2 separate regions of the Homo sapiens genome follow, and region 1 is linked to region 2. A link is a loop called in an ENCODE intact Hi-C map of the cell type or tissue named here. Cell type or tissue: PC-3. All regions are shown on one strand. Each heading gives the region's core, and the rest is flanking DNA. Links, peaks and the distances in the headings are about the cores only.

Region 1 (7,824 bases), core at 1,128-6,127, 90 kb after region 2:
CAGCTACCAAGCTCTGTTTACATTTATACTCCTAAATGTCCCTTGACTCTGTGCACTTTGTCGCTTTCATTTCCACACTGGTTTAAGCCACAATCACCTCCTAATTGGTTTCATCATCCACATTGTGAGCCCCCTCTAATCTGTCCTACACACTGGAGCCAGAGTGGTGCTTTCAATACAAAAATCTTTTTATATTACGAACCCTTTTTCTAAATCCTTGTGCTTCTGCAATCAGCCAGCCTGCCTGCCAGCAACAGCCAGGCCTGCTGATGGAAAGCCCCTAAAAGGACGTAACAGAGAAATCCTAGGTTCTGCAACAGAGACTCAGAGAATCCTCAACATAATCCAGCAACAATTTCACCATTCAGATATTGGACTTCAGGCCTGGGCCATGAGGGCTGCTGAGTGGCAGAACTGCTGACCTCATGTGGGGTGGGAGAAGAAATCCTGGATACCCCACGGTACAGTGACTTTCACATTTAAAGACTTGGTCACTCTGACAAGTGCTGGCCATGGCTGACACCCCAAGACACAGGAGAAACAGAAGGGACACCTGGAAGGCCTTGCACCCCCAATGGTGTCTTTCATCCATGCTATTCCCATGTCTACTCTAAGGCTCCAAAAAGCTTGTGAGGGAAAATGACTGGTGCCCACAGTTTTCACGCTTCCCATTCTCAAACCCAGTCCTGACCTTCTTGTTTCAATCTAAGAGATCTTTCAATCCATAGTTCTTAGGAGAAGACAAACTCCTTGGCAAGATGTGTAGCTAGGTTTTCAGGCTCCTGTCCAGCCCACTTCCCCTCACTCACTCTGTGCAGGCACAAAGACCTTCCAGTTCTTTGTGCTTGCCATCAAAGCTTCCTCCTACCCCAAGGCTATTTTCTTAGCCTTGGGTGCTCTTCTCTGTTCAGCTAAATATCCTCCCTTCATTTTTCTGATCTCAGTTCAAGTACCATTTCTTCAGGGAGACTCTCCTGACCTGCTTAACTAATCAGCTCCCATTCGTAGTCTTGTGTGGCCTTTTGCATCTCCTCCTAACATTGGTCATCACTGCAGTTTGTCTTATCTGTGTAGTTCTTATTAATATTTGTTGTTCCAGGAGAGCAGGGGAATGATTTGTGTATTATTATTTCCCCTGTGTCTAGCCCAGTGCTTGGCATGGTGGCACTCAATAAATTTAGTGAGTGAATTAATGAATGCCCTTGTATTTGTTATAAAGAGGAATCATTGCACAATTGGCATTTCTTCTGTTTTTGGATAGAGTTTGGCAGTCTGTCAACAAGTATTTATTGAGCTTGAATGGGGCAGAATATACTTTGTTTTTGTATTTTTTAACAGTCCCATGGTATGTGATATGTGAATGCTGTGTTGTGATTCTAAGGACGACAAATAAGGCATAACAAATAGAATCTGATCTCTTTTATCTCCTAATGAGATATGCTACAGTAAGATAAGTAGCCAGAGACCAACAAGCCAGGAATAAAACTACTTCCAAAAAATAACATAGGACAAGTTATGTGATGTGGCTCCAAATGATGGAAAGAAAGTTATCAACAGCTTCCTCTTCCATCAGCAACTTTGCGCATTTTTGTTAAGGATTTATTTGGTATAGACAAGTGCAAAATGACATGGTGACTCACCACAGGTAATACAGAGTAAGCATTACATAATACATCCCAGATCGTTGCAGGAGCTGGTGTAAGTTTTTGTCTCCAGGAGACAGAAAGGCTATACCTATTCTGCAGCAGGGCTCTGGAGAGGGAGGGTCAGCGTTTGTAGGCGTGTGGCACAAAAGAAGTGAGAGTCCTATTCCTATTCTGCAGGTTGATGCTGGCTCAGAGAAATGCCACTCTTTTTACCACTCTTCTGTGTGGACTCCATTACCATGACCAAATGATTGTGTAAAAGGAAAAGTGATTTGAGGGGAATTGAAGGCAGCAGACTTGTTTACCAAATGTTAACTTTGGTCCTAATACCAAGTCACTGATAGGTGCCATGTGCCACGATGTGGCTTTGTTTGCCACAGCAGGCACTGTGAAGAGTAACCTCAGTGAAGACTCCTGGCAAGGAGGTTTGCCTGGCACGGAAGAGCCAGGAATGAAGGCTGGACTTTGAAGCCTTTCCTGAACAGCAATGGGGCAACAGTGAAGTGAATGAATTGTCACCTTATAAATATCTGATGACTATTAAATGGCATGTTTGTCTCACTAGAGAAATACCATGCATCTTAAGAGCATTTTTGCAGAGAACATGCTGTTTTGTTGACCTATAAATCAGAAGCTTAAGAAAAAAACAAAACCTTTATTTGTCCCAGATGTGTACTAGAAACCCAATGTCCTAATCTGAGGAACCAACTCGGTGCCTGGGAAGGTAATGTCTCATTTAGACTTCTTCTGCAGGGGATGGTGATAGACTGTCTTCACACTTCACATCCGTGAAATATTTTGCAGGTTATGAAATTGATTTGAAAAATAGTTTTAAAAATCCCAAACCATTGGTGATTTAGCCCCAAATTAATATCTTTTCAAAAGATGTGGATTAAAGGTGAATAAAGGTAAGCTGGGGGGTTATGAGATATAATAAAAATGTGGGGTTACGAGAATGGTGATATCAAAAGGATTAGTCATGGATTTTGAAACACAAGATAATGGGTAGGAAATGGTGGTCATCTGTTGTGTTTGGCAGCCCTACATCAATCTCCTTTCCATAGCATCCTGATTTCATTTAAGGGGATTAGCTTTCTCCCACATGTGTCTTCTTAATGGCAGAGAGAGTACATCCCTGCCTCTAAGGAAATGGAAAAGAATCCATGCTCTTTTGCCGTGGGGGATGGGCACATGATCTGGGCTCAACCAATTGGATTCACCATCTCAGGAACTTGAGTCTTGAGCAAGTGCTGAAAGGATGGAAGAAACAGGCCATTTGTATCAGGGATGGGGCAGTGTTTGACCAGTCCATTCTGCTGTGTGGCTGTAGCTGTGTTCTTACTGCCTGGTCCTCCAGTGCCATTAGTTCCAGCTGGTTTTAGTTGCTTAATGCCTGTTACTCCAGCCTCCTGTTGATTTTCTGAGCCCTTATGTTTCTCCAACAAATTCCTTTGGCTTAAGACAGCTAGAGTTGGTGACTAATATACAGATGATAAATTCCCATAAAGGAGGCTGTTAAAGTGGTAAGAAAATAAAAACTTTGTCCTTCAATGACTCAGAAATAATCCCTTTGGATTTGTTCATGCCTCAGCCCTGCATTCTGACCTCAGATCTCTGCCCAATAAGCAATCTCTGGCTGCCTGAGATAATGATCCTATAGTGGCCACCATTAAGGTGGTAACTTCAACTCACCTAAGATATGAAATATAAGATAGGAAGAACTGAAGATAGAGATGATAAAATATAACCAACACATAGTATTGATACTTGTGTGTCAAGTGTAATGATATTTAATAAATGCTTGCTAGTAAAAGCTCGTGTCATGTCACAGAGAATTTGTTACATTGGAGAAACTGACATGTAAGTCTTATGCATTTGATTTAAAATGTGTATTTGAATTTAGGCTTCTCATATAAGCAAAAACAGCATAAGAAAAATGGACTTGGCCTATAACCAGTATTAGACTGTTTAAAAGAGCTTAACATTTTAATTCATTCATTTTACAAAACCTTCTAAGTATTTGAAGAAGCTATTGCTTCTTCTGGTTGTAAGCCAGAAGCCATTTAGGCATTTGAAGGGCTGAAAAAATGAAATGCATTATTTTTATTAATGAGGCTTAAAGTGTTAAAAGGTATTTGATTAACTAATTTTGAAAGGGGAGTTCCTTGTTACAGATGCTTAGAATGTTTGATGTGAATGGATCAGATATAATAGCCCAATAACATTTTTAAGTTAAACCTCAAGTCCTTAAAGTAAACAAGGTTTTAAATTTGTATTTAATCAACTAATTTGATTTCTATCTGATAACGATAGTGTTTTCTGTGTACAAGTCCCCTCTGATATCAGAATACTCATGTTGACAGCTCACAAACCTACATGTGAAAGCTCTGGACTGGATTAGGCTAGAGTTCTCCCCAAGAGACATCAGTTTAGGATCACATAGATGGAGGCTTGGAGAAGGCTGCCCAAAACACAACTTTTCATGTAGGAGACACCTGGCATGCTGAAAGTTGTGCATCTACTCCTAAGCTGGCCTTTATCCTGACGATTGTCACCTCTGCATAAAGTTCCATACCTCTCTCTTCCAAATCAATTTGTTTGGTTGGTTTTCTGGCTACTCCCAAAATTAGGCTCTGAAATTCTCCACTTTCCCAATGACATAGCCTGTCATTCCTTTCACCACACATGCGCTCCACTTTGCAGGTTTGGAATCATTGTTTGCTGCTCAGGTTTGCTATGAAATAGAGATGGTTTCACTTTCACATCTGGTATCTTCAATTTTGCAGCTTGCTCCTGGCTCTCTTCTTAGCATCTATTATAGTGTTGTCTCTTTTTCTCATCTCCTCTCCAAACCTTGACATTTTGCTAAATTTTGGAATCAATTTCTTCAGAAGTACGTTGTGAGATTGCGTGTTGATGGCATTAGATAAAAGAGCACTGCATTTTGTGTTGCATAGCAAAAAAAGGATGGCATTTGTGTATTTTGGAGTATTGTGAGATGAATGAGCTTCCATATAATTGCAGAACTGAAGTGACAGGGACTCTTCTAATTTTTAAGGCAGGAGGGAAAACAAATTTGGACTAAAATAGGCAGACTGGAGCTGAAAGGCATCCTATTACCTGTGCATTAAGGCAGCCAACTAATCAATCTCAGACAGTCCCGCCAGCTCACATCTTCCAGGTCATCTCTGTCTTATCACTCCATTGTGTAACTCAGGACAATTTATAGCCTGCCTGTGGTTGCTTTGTGTTTATGTTTTTCGGAGTGTGTGCTGAAAAGCTCTAATTCAGCTCTTTTTGTTGAGTTCCTCATGTGTGCATTTGTTTTTTGTTTTTTGCTTTGATTATTTTGCTATAGGGAATTTACTCTGATCTTGTAACATAGGCAGATTATAGTTGCAATTTCATTTGAAATTGATACAAATATGCAAACGTAGAGTGAATGAGGAAGTATTAGATGTATTTGCTTCATCCTGCTTCTCCACCTAGGGAAAATCAATCCATGTTATTTCCACACACTCAAGATACTCTTACATATATTACAGTACCTCTCAAAATGAACTGCCTTTTCACTGAGAGCTTTTGTTTACATAGGGGACATGAATAGTTCAAAAGCCATACTAATAAAATTATACTGCAAGGACTTAGGATAATGTATTCTTTGGGAAAATCATATAATTTTGGTATAAAATTTAAGAATTATAACCAGTGAATTATTTACAATCTTGACAGTGGTAATCTGTATTAAAAAAAAATTGGCCAAGCACAGTGGCTCACACCTGTAATCCCAGCACTTTGGGAGGCCGAGGCAGGTGAATCACCTGAGGTCGGGAATTCAAGACCAGCCTGGCCAACATGGTGAAACCTCATCTCTACTTATATTATTTTTCCCCTTTATTTATGATACCCCACCATTATGTTTAGTATGTATATGATATATAAAAATATGTATATATGTTTTTAGTTTTATAATTGACATTATGCTATAGATCTCACTGTCTGTAGTGCGATCAGAATTTTACTTTTTTGTTGTTGTTGTTGAGATGGAGTTTTGCTCTTGTTGCCCAGGCTGGAGTTCAACGGCATGATCTTGGCTCACTGCAACCTCCACCTCCCGTGTTCATGCAATTCTCCTGCCTCAGCGTCCATGTAGCTGGGGTTACAGGCATGTGCCACCACACCTGGCTAATTTTGTATTTTTAGTAGAGGTAGGATTTCTCCATGTTGGCCAAGCTGGTCTCGAACCTCTGACCTCATGTGATCTGCCTGCCTCGGCCTCCCAAACTGCTGGGATTACAGGTGTGAGCCACTGAGCCTGGCCCAGAATTTTACTTTTTTTACTTAACACTAGTTTCAGGAGCTCTATTCATGTTGCTTTATGTACCTCCAGTTTATTGTTTCTGGCTGCTGTATAGTATTCCATATGAGCTTCAGCTGTATTTTATTTATCCATCCCTTGGTTGCTGATGAGCAGCTATTTTGCCTCCCAGTATCCCTTCCCTACCATGAAATAAAATGCTGTGATGAACTTCTTTGTACCTGTCATCTTTGGATCTATGGATACTTTCCTCTGGGTTTAGACTCAAGAGTGAAACTAGATGTACTAAATTTCACTAAGTTTTGCCAATTTTTTTCTCCAGAATGGTTGCACTGGTTTTATGCTTTCACAAGCAGTGCATGAGAAAAGCCATTTTCCTACACACTTGCTAATATTGGCTATTATCTAATTTTAAAAATATTTGCCAACTTATGCATAGTATAAAGGAGTATTTTATTCTTTTTTCAATTTGCATTCCTACAATTGCTAATGCAGCTAAACATATATTTGTTAGCCATTCTGATTTCCCCTTTTATACATTGCTTATTGACATCATTTACCTGCATTTCTTTTAGAGTCCCAATCTTTTTCTTATTAATTGACAAAATTTCCTTGAAATATTAATCTTTTATGGTTTTTAACATTGCAAATATTTTCTCCCAATCTTTTATGCAATTGTTAAGTTTTTCTGTCATGCTATTTGTTGAACAGAAATCCTTAATATTGATGTAGTCAAATTCATAATTTTTGCCTAGTGCTTAATTTTTTTGGAATCTTGCTTGGGAATATAGTCATACTCCAAGGCCACAGAGATAGTCTCTGGTACTTTTTCTATTTATGTCTTTAAGCCATTTGGAGTGTTTCTTTATATAGTAGGGATAAATTTTATTATTCTCTCTATATAAAAAAGGTCAGAATTTTCCAAAGTATTTTCCATGGAAAACTAATTATGTGAGATATGAAATGGTTAAGAGAAAAAGAGTTTTCTGGTCCAATAAGTTTGGGATAAATCTGGTTAAACAGATTTTTATCTTACAGATCTTTTCAGAGTCTTTACTGTGCTAATATATATTTCGAATATTAAGGAGTGGGCAAACTACCAGTCCATGGGCCAAACATGGCCCACAGCCTGTTTTTGTACAGCTTCCAAGCTAAGAATATTCATTATATTTTTAAAGGGTTGTGAAGAAGTGGAAGGAGGAGGAGGGAGAGAAGGTGAAGGGAGAAGAGGAAGAGGAGAAGAAGACCCTATATAACCCACAAAGCCTAAAATATTTACTATCTGGTCCTTCACGGGACAAATTTGCTGATCCCTAATCTATAGTATGCCAAATGGCCAAAAATATATTTATCCCAGAATCCTTTGGTAGAAGAAGTTCTCATGGTCTTCAGCTTTCTTTTTTTTCCTTCCTTCTTTCTTTCTTTCTTTTTTTCTTTCTTCCTTTCTTTCTTTCTTCTTTCTTTCCTTTCCTTTTTTTTTTTTTTTTTTTTTTTTTGATGGAGTCACACTCTGTCACCCAGGCTGGAGTGCAGTGGCACAATCTCAGCTCACTGCAACCTCCATCTCCCAAGCAATCCTCCTGCCTCAGCCTCCCAAGTAGCTGGGATTACAGGCACGCACCACCACACCTGGCTAATTTTTGTATTTTTAGTAGAGATTGGGTTTTGCCATGTTGGCCAGGCTGGTCTCAAGCTCCTCACCTCAGGTGATCCACCCTCCTCGGCCTCCCAAAGTGCTGGGATTACAGGGTGAGCCTCCGTGCCTGGCCGATCTTTGTGTTCTGCAAGGTAAACACCAGGAAAAATTAGTCTGGGCAAGATGGACACAGTATCAACAAAAGCATTAATCTGGTAAATTTC
Region 2 (7,824 bases), core at 1,961-6,960:
TAATGAGCTAAGGCAGAAATTATGCAGAATATAAAAACGTGGCATATGGCATTAAATATTTGTAGTATATATTAGGTATATAATTCTTAATCAACTAAATATAGTCTTTAGGTACACTTTAATAAAAAGTTGGACATTGAACATTTGATCAGGAATTTAATGCCCTAATAGGACTTTAAATCTGTGGAAAAATAATTTTTAACTTACATAATTTTGATATATGGTAACTTTTCTAGAAAAGCAATTCTCCACAAAAGTGAGAATGGACCACAAACGAATCACACTTACCAGAGAGACTGAATAGATTGATAGAATCTGACATTCAGGTAGGTGTTCTTACTATTTTGCTTTTTTTCCTGATTATAAGTTATCATTGATTTAAATGGATACATTTAATTGTTGCTAAAATGTAGCCATCATAATGAAGGGCTTTTTGGCGTATATCATTATTCAAGAATACACTGATTAAAAATAATAGAAAAGAAAGACATGGCCTAATTCAATTCTAGATTCTGAGAATAGCTTTCAATCCTAAAGTCTGAGAATCAACGGGGATACTCTTTGGGCAAATTCATTACCTGGAAGGACACTTTTGTTCATTCAGAAGCCTGTATGAGAATGTTTCCTACATTCTGACAAAGATTTTTCAGAAAATTATAGCAGCTTTACATCTACGATAATACCAACTGGTTCATGCATCAGAACCAATTATAATTTTCCAAGTGGTCACCTGTGCTATTAGTCCAGGATCTAATCATTCTGAGAACAACTGTTGCCTAGCAATATTTTGGTTCATTAGTTTATGAACAGAAATATTGCTATTCATTCAACTGCGGTTTCCCAATGATCTGTGTAACTTTAATAATGCTTCACTAAAAATTATGTGGCAGAATAGTATTTAATGACACAGAAGGAAAAATGTTCATGATATTTTTTAAGTGAAAAAAATGCCTTACAACATGATAATGTGTGGTCCCTGTCTTAGGATTGTACATCTTATTATATTGAGTAATTACAGATTTTTATTTCCTCTTTTTTGTTGTTTCTCTTCATTTATAATATTTTTATCCAATTAATATGTATTTACTTTATTAAAACTTTTCAAAAATAAAAGTGAAATAGGTAGTTATTATAGGCTGCTCAAACAACTAAAACTCCAGAGTGTAGTGGTGTAAAGAACCAGAGATTTAGTTCTTACTCACTTAACAGAAAACAGTGTAGGTTCCAGGTTGGTTGGTAGTGGCTCTATTCCATGCAGTCATTCAGGGACCTAGGCTAACAAAGGACTTGCCATATTGAACAAGTAGCTCCCAAGTCACCATGGTAATCTTCATTCCCACTAGCAGAAATGAAGAAAGATCATAGAATAACATGCATGGCAGGTATTTTAGATTCAGGCCTGGAAGCGGTGCATACAACTCATACTTCACTGGCAAGAACTCAATATTGCCACAGTTAATGGCACATCATCATTATTAACCTATGGAGTAATACCATTGTTCCCAGCTATTCATTCAGGCTAAACAAATGATTGAAATATATATTTTATTTTTAATTCTTAGACTATTTTTTAGTTCACTCTTGGCGCTTCTAAGGGAAGTCTATCAGCTTTCCTGTCAAGCATTTTTTCTCCATAAAGAGCAGGGAATTGAAAATTTCCTTTCCCCAAAGATCCAGGACTTAGCCTGTTTTTGTGTGTGTGTGTGTGTGTGTGTTTTTTAGCTTTGTAACAATCATATTGATTCACTTTGTTATTATGCTCTAACTAAGTTTCATTTCTAAGCAAGTGGCACCTATTATTTATAGGTCAGGAAAAGAGTTAACATTCAATCTTGTCTCCTGGGTGAAGCTAATGAATTGCAAGATTAGTTCACGGTGAATAAATTAGTTTTGAAACCATGGAATTCAGAAGTTGGTATTTTCTTTCTTTAAATCCCAGATTGCTACCTGTGACTCCCTGCTGTTTGCCTTTTGATTTTATAGATCATATGAAATAAGCTCTTTGCATCCTCTTCTTCACCCTTTTTCTTTCTATCTTTTGTTAACTAAAGGAGTAACTTGTTAAATAGTGGGTACAGTCCAAAGAATTATGTGATACTTGTTTCCTCTGGTGATGGTGACAACACATGTCTTCTCATCACAAGTCCTTAAACAACAGCTCCCTCCCATTCAATGTGAAATATTCTGATGACGAAAGTGTTTCCTGCATTCTGACTATATTATTCTGATAACATAGCGGGAGCAGGCTAAGAAACTTGAAGTTCTATATCAAGAGAGTAGGAGTGATGGGTGAATAACTTTGAAGTTTTAAGGTTTAAGGTTAAGAAAAATGAAAGATTATGAGCCAGTTTTGAAAGCTAATTAGCATCTCAGAGGAACGAGGTAAGAAAGGAAACCAGAGTCTGAAATGTATGGCTTAAACAGAAAAGTTGGCAAGGGTGGGTAATCCAACATTCCAGAGCCTATCAAATCTCACTGTCCTCAACATGTCTGTTATTCACATATTCTCTTTCTCTTCCCCTACTTTCCTTCCCCCTTCTCTGATTTTCACTTTCCTATCTGTTCTTCTTTATCATCTGTTTTTTTTTTTCTTGTACCGCCCTTAACTATTTATATACCTTTCCCACTCCATGAGATGGCCACATATTCTAAAATATATACGTTTATTCACAAATATTTTAAGCACCAAATGTCAGTCCCAGTGTTAGGTCCTGGGTATGTAAGGATGAACAAGAGGCTCATAGTCTATTTGGTGAGACACTTCCACTCTTTGGGAGTATGAAAGGTAGAAAAGATAATTTTGCTAGGGAGAGTCAGGGATGATATCCCAAGAAGGGAGCCCTGGGCTTGAGTCTTCAAAGGTAAGTAGGATTTGCCACGTAGAGAAGGAGGAAAGAGGCTTTTGGGCAGAGGAAAGAGCATGTAAACTTATTTTTTTCTTTAAAAAACAAAGATTTCTTGATACTAAATGAACATGAATTATCAACTAGAATGTTTCTTCTTCCTTACGTATCATGAGATACGCTAAACTGACTAAGATATCAACATAAGCTTTTTCTAGCCAGAATCCAGTTAGCTAAAATTCCCATTATTTGAGAACATAGCCGAGCACCAGGTAATAATCTATCAAAGGTCTCTGAGTAAAAAGTTTTGTTGCAAAGTTCCTTTGCTTATTGAAGACCCGTTCAGCCTCTCAGTCAGAGCCTCTTTATGTGTACTATAGACATCATTCTAGCAAAGCAAATTGAAGGCAACCATGGAGCACAGCAGTAGGGAAGACTTGAGAATTTGGAGCTATTTCAGACAGGCTTGCTTGGGGTAGTTAAGAAGTAATGGCTAGAATCCTAAGGGTGTGGAAGGCATCAGAAAAACTACAAGTGGGCTTAGAAGCTCCAGTCATAGCAGCCTGGGAACATTGAGAGAAAAGGCAAAGAGGTTGGTACATTTTGGTCATCTCCACAGAGTAAACTAATTGCACTGATGTCCACAATGATGAGAATGGGTCATTTGCAAAGGAGATTAAATTCAGTTCCGTGTGTTCTGTCTTAGAGGGCAGTTTATAATTAATTTTAGAAAGATTGCCACCTAAAGTAGTTGCAATTTTCTTTTGGAAGGTACTACTATAACCCAAAATAGTCTGCTATCCAGCTCTGTTAATTCCTTGCAAGGTTTTATGGTTTTACTAAATGTCACTTAAAAATTACTACTTACATTTTGGCCTTTTTTAAAACTTAAAAAAAAAAAAAATCCAACACTCTTTTAACTGCCTTTACTTCTTAACACAAGCAGTTAGCTGGCAGGACCAGGAAAAGATACAGACACTCAAACCTTGTTCCTGCCCATCTGAGCCATTGCCAAGCCTGGGGCAGTTGTGAACACAGCGGTGAGCTAGGTATGCTGCCTAGGAGTTGGACATTGTTCAAGGGGACGGATCCCATTAAACCAGACAGTTCTACCTTTAACTTCAAATAAAAATTTAAAGCATTTTCAAAGCCCTGTTTACTCTGCCCCCAACTACCATTTGCTTATATAAAAGAATCATTGCTAATGTGAAATATCACACTGGCAAGCAGCATCTTAAATCAGAGTGAGTCACTGAAGCCTTGGCATGGCCAACTGAACAAGTCGTAGTAAAACCTGATTTTTACAGAGTTACATTTTACAAAATGCTTTCAGTTGGGTAATGCCAAGTGGGTGTATGAAAACCTTGCTGATGGGAGAGTAGATTGGTAAAGACTGTTCTGGTGGAGCAGAGGTTCTCAACAGTGGGTGCCTATTAGGATTTTCCGGAGCTTTTAAGATCCTGTTGCTCAAGCCACACTCAGACCAATTACATCAGAATCCCTGGGAGTTGACCCCAGGCAGCAGTATTTTTTTAAAGCTCCCCAAATGATTCCAATATGCAAAGTTGATCACTATTGCTGAAGGGAAGCTGGCAGTACTTACTCCAATTAGGTAGCATGTCCTTTGCCTAGGATGACTCAGCAGTGAGTGTTATTAACTATTCATGGACCATCCTGGGTAAGCTGGGGTGTATGAGCCCCCTACCTAAAATGCAGATGCTATGTTCCCAGGTGTATCTCAGAGAAATTTTTACATAAGTTCATCAAGAAACATGAATAGGAATACTCTCTGTGGCAATATTTTTGATAAATTGCAAGGCACCTAGCACTTAATGATGGGTAAGATGAATCAAATACATACAAAACAATATGGATTGATGTTAAAACAGGGTGCTAAGTGAGAAAAAGTAGGAAATAGAATGCAATATTTAGCACACTACCACTTGAGTAAATTAAAAATACATGAATACAAAACAAATACAGATTTTTTAAGGAGGTACAAAAAATATGGGGGCAAAGAGAGGAGGAAGAATAGGAAATGGGGATACATGAGAATTAATACATAATTAATAAATATGAGAATGGCCTGGCAGCAACCAATGATAATAGCATGCCATGGACTAAGAAATGTGATGAGGTCAACACCTCTGCCCCTACAGTCTAGAACAACACCCCCTTGCCCCGTATAACAAAGGTCTGAAGAATGCTCATTTAACAAACATCCCCCAAGTTGCAGGCAACTCAAAGGGCACATGAACCCCGCCCCCACCCCACCTAGAGTCATAGATGACAAAAGTTCACACTTGGGCTAGTTCACCTAGACTCTATGCTTCATCTTGGCTCCCCAGCACTCAAAGAGGTGCTTCTATGTCTATTTCACAAGGAAGAAACTGAGATCCAAAAAGTTTAAACAATTTGGTCAAAATAACAGAGCTAGGAAGCAGTACAGCTGACTCTAGCCGGTGACTTCCACCCTCAGGCCTATGGAATTTCCCTGCCATTTTCATTGTTGATTACACCTTTGTCACCTCTTTCTTGGTGGTCCTCCATTGCTCAGTGTCTTACCTTGACTAATTTAGGGCCACATAACAAATATTTACTTAGTACTTTTTGGTAGAAACATGCTAGGAAATTGAGGGCAGGGATGTGAAAGGCATTTTCTTGTCCCTCAAAGAATTTGGTGGGGAGAAAGGGGCATTCATGAGAATTCAGTATAGAGTATAATATGAAGAGTGATATAAGCTACAAACAAAGTGCTATTGGGATAATTGGTGGAGTGAGATTATTTTCAACCAGGCAGCCAGTGGTTTAGGAGTTGGGTCAGGGAAGATTTTGTAAAGATAGAATATCGAAGGTGGGATTTGAGGATAAGTGTGGTCTCCACAGGGAAAGACGGCAAGGAAGGCTCTTCTGGGTAGAGAGGACAGTGACAGTGAAAGCATAGGGTGCAGAAAGCACAGGGTAGGTTTTAAGGATCTGGTTTTGAAGTACACAAGCATTAAGAGGCATGTCGTTGAGAAGAACATCTGGACGGGCAGATGGGGGCAAGGCCACTGAGGCTCTTTAGCACTGTGTTTAGGGCTTCAAGTGTGGGCAGTGAGGTCTGAGGGATAACCAACTTGTCGCTCCTGAATTAGATCCTGTGTTGCAGCCTAAAGCAGAAAAGCATCTGGTAATTCTTTCCACGTGGAAGAAGAGAGGAGAGCCAGGAGTCAGAGGCCCTGCAGCAAATTCCCTCCTGTCTCTGGAGGTGACGGGCCAGGACCTGCGGCTGTAGGCCCTGGTGGTCTCAGTGACCCAGCATGGCCTGTGCTCGGCTGCCATGATGCCCCTTCTCTATCACAATCTTCCCTCCTGCTCCATGGGACATGTTACCTTCATTCTTGAGCCTTGGTGGCACTGGCCACCTGAACCACTCCTTTGGGGTATTTTGCTTAATGAATGAATGTTTCCAGCCCCCTGACCTAGGCTATAGATATCTAGAAGGCATGAATCAGTTCTTACTCTCCTTTTGTTTACTCTCCTGTACAGTGATAGACACACAGTAAGCTTGCAAGGAAAAAGCCTTCCTTGTTAATTATACCAGCCTACTTTCTTCTCCACAAAATGGCTGAAGGAAGAATATTAATACAGCAAGCTACTTAATCCTTTAAAGATTCCTAAGAAGAAAGCGCTAAGTACTCAAATACTTAGATGTTTTCTTGAAATTAGCGTAATTGGTTACATGAGTATTTTTAGCCGCTAACAAGGTACAGAAATCTCCAGAGTGCTAGCGGCTGCTTACACCCACTTCTTGGCCAATATTTTACCAAGCCCTGAGTCATAGCCCTGAAATCAATTCTGTCCTTTACTGCAAAATCATTACAGGGCCGGGGAAAATGATCCTTGTTGTTTAACCAGTGGGGGTGCTGGAAAATCAGGGGACATTGATACTGAGCTTCTGTGATAAGGGTTTGAATGGAGTACGCCAAACAGAGATGTGGAGAACATGATCATGTTCAATTCCAGCCTGGCTCAGAAATAAACTCAAGGGGAAGGATGCTGTCCATAATTCACAGACTTATATGCACTCTCTATAATTCACAGACTCACAAAATTTTTGCACATTCAATTTCTCACAGAGTCTTTTCAATCTTTCTTCCAAAATGAACATTCTAAAGATAAAACATTTATGATATAAGAAACTGAATCTGGGTATAAAATGACGTTAATCTATTGCCAAGTTTTTTGTGCCATCCTCCTTTCTTGAAAAAAAAAAGTCTGAGTTCAAGAAAATGATGACAGAGAAAATATTTGTCATGCAATTAGAAAACGCGCAGAACAGAGGCGACTCCAGTGGGAAGATGTCGCTATTCTCCTTGCCATATCACATATTCCAAAAAATGTTAAGATTGTGGCAACCAGAAAGAAGGGAATTCAACAATTGTAGGGTGGAAATGGGTCTTTTCTTCCCCCCTACACACCTTAAAAGTGGTGCCTTTAGTGGAGGCTCCAACGAAAGGCTCACTTCCCTGCTCATTTGTATATCCTCAGGCTTGGTCATGAATTCCCAGGTCTGGTCTGGTATGTCTGAGCCAACACTGCATGACCCAAAACCTGATGGTTTAAATAAGAAGCTGCTTCTGGCTTTTTTGTTTATGGACAGTCTGGGGGCGCTGGAATACCCAGAACCTCTGTGCCCATGACTCCTTCAGGCTTACAGGATTCCCATGCCACTTTCATTGTGAATTACTGAGTCCAGAGCCTGCTTTATCACCTCTTTCTGGATTGTTCCCCATGGTTCGGTCTCTTGCCTTGACTAATTTAGGGCCATCAAAAAATATTCATCTAGTACTCTATGGGACACACATGCTAGGGAGCTAGGGACTATGGAGGAACAGAGGTCAATCATGGCCCCTGGATATGTTGAGGAGGGAGAGAAGAATGTTCACAAATAATTCAGTACAAGGACCTCTGTAACTCACGTTCCTACCATATGTAT

The links. A loop is a pair of places that touch in the nucleus more often than their neighbours do. Peaks named below come from ENCODE experiments on the same cell type or tissue, not always from the same donor. Only the 100,000 strongest peaks of a DNase experiment are listed, where the experiment ranks them.
Region 1: a loop joins it to region 2, with 5 times the contacts of the local background. A loop is called at or near these places in 2 of 110 quality-filtered maps.

Annotation. Positions count from the first base shown.
Region 1 is chr13:48,813,927-48,821,750 of GRCh38, reverse strand. No RefSeq gene overlaps it. Among named protein-coding and RNA genes, the nearest start is that of FNDC3A, 160 kb to the left of the region's middle. In PC-3, for the core only: no CTCF peak of the experiment used is centred there; DNase peaks (open chromatin) are centred at 1,660 and 3,130; H3K27ac peaks cover 1,434 bases.
Region 2 is chr13:48,905,235-48,913,058 of GRCh38, reverse strand. No RefSeq gene overlaps it. Among named protein-coding and RNA genes, the nearest start is that of FNDC3A, 67 kb to the left of the region's middle. In PC-3, for the core only: no CTCF peak of the experiment used is centred there; a DNase peak (open chromatin) is centred at 4,028; H3K4me3 peaks cover 903 bases; H3K27ac peaks cover 1,751 bases.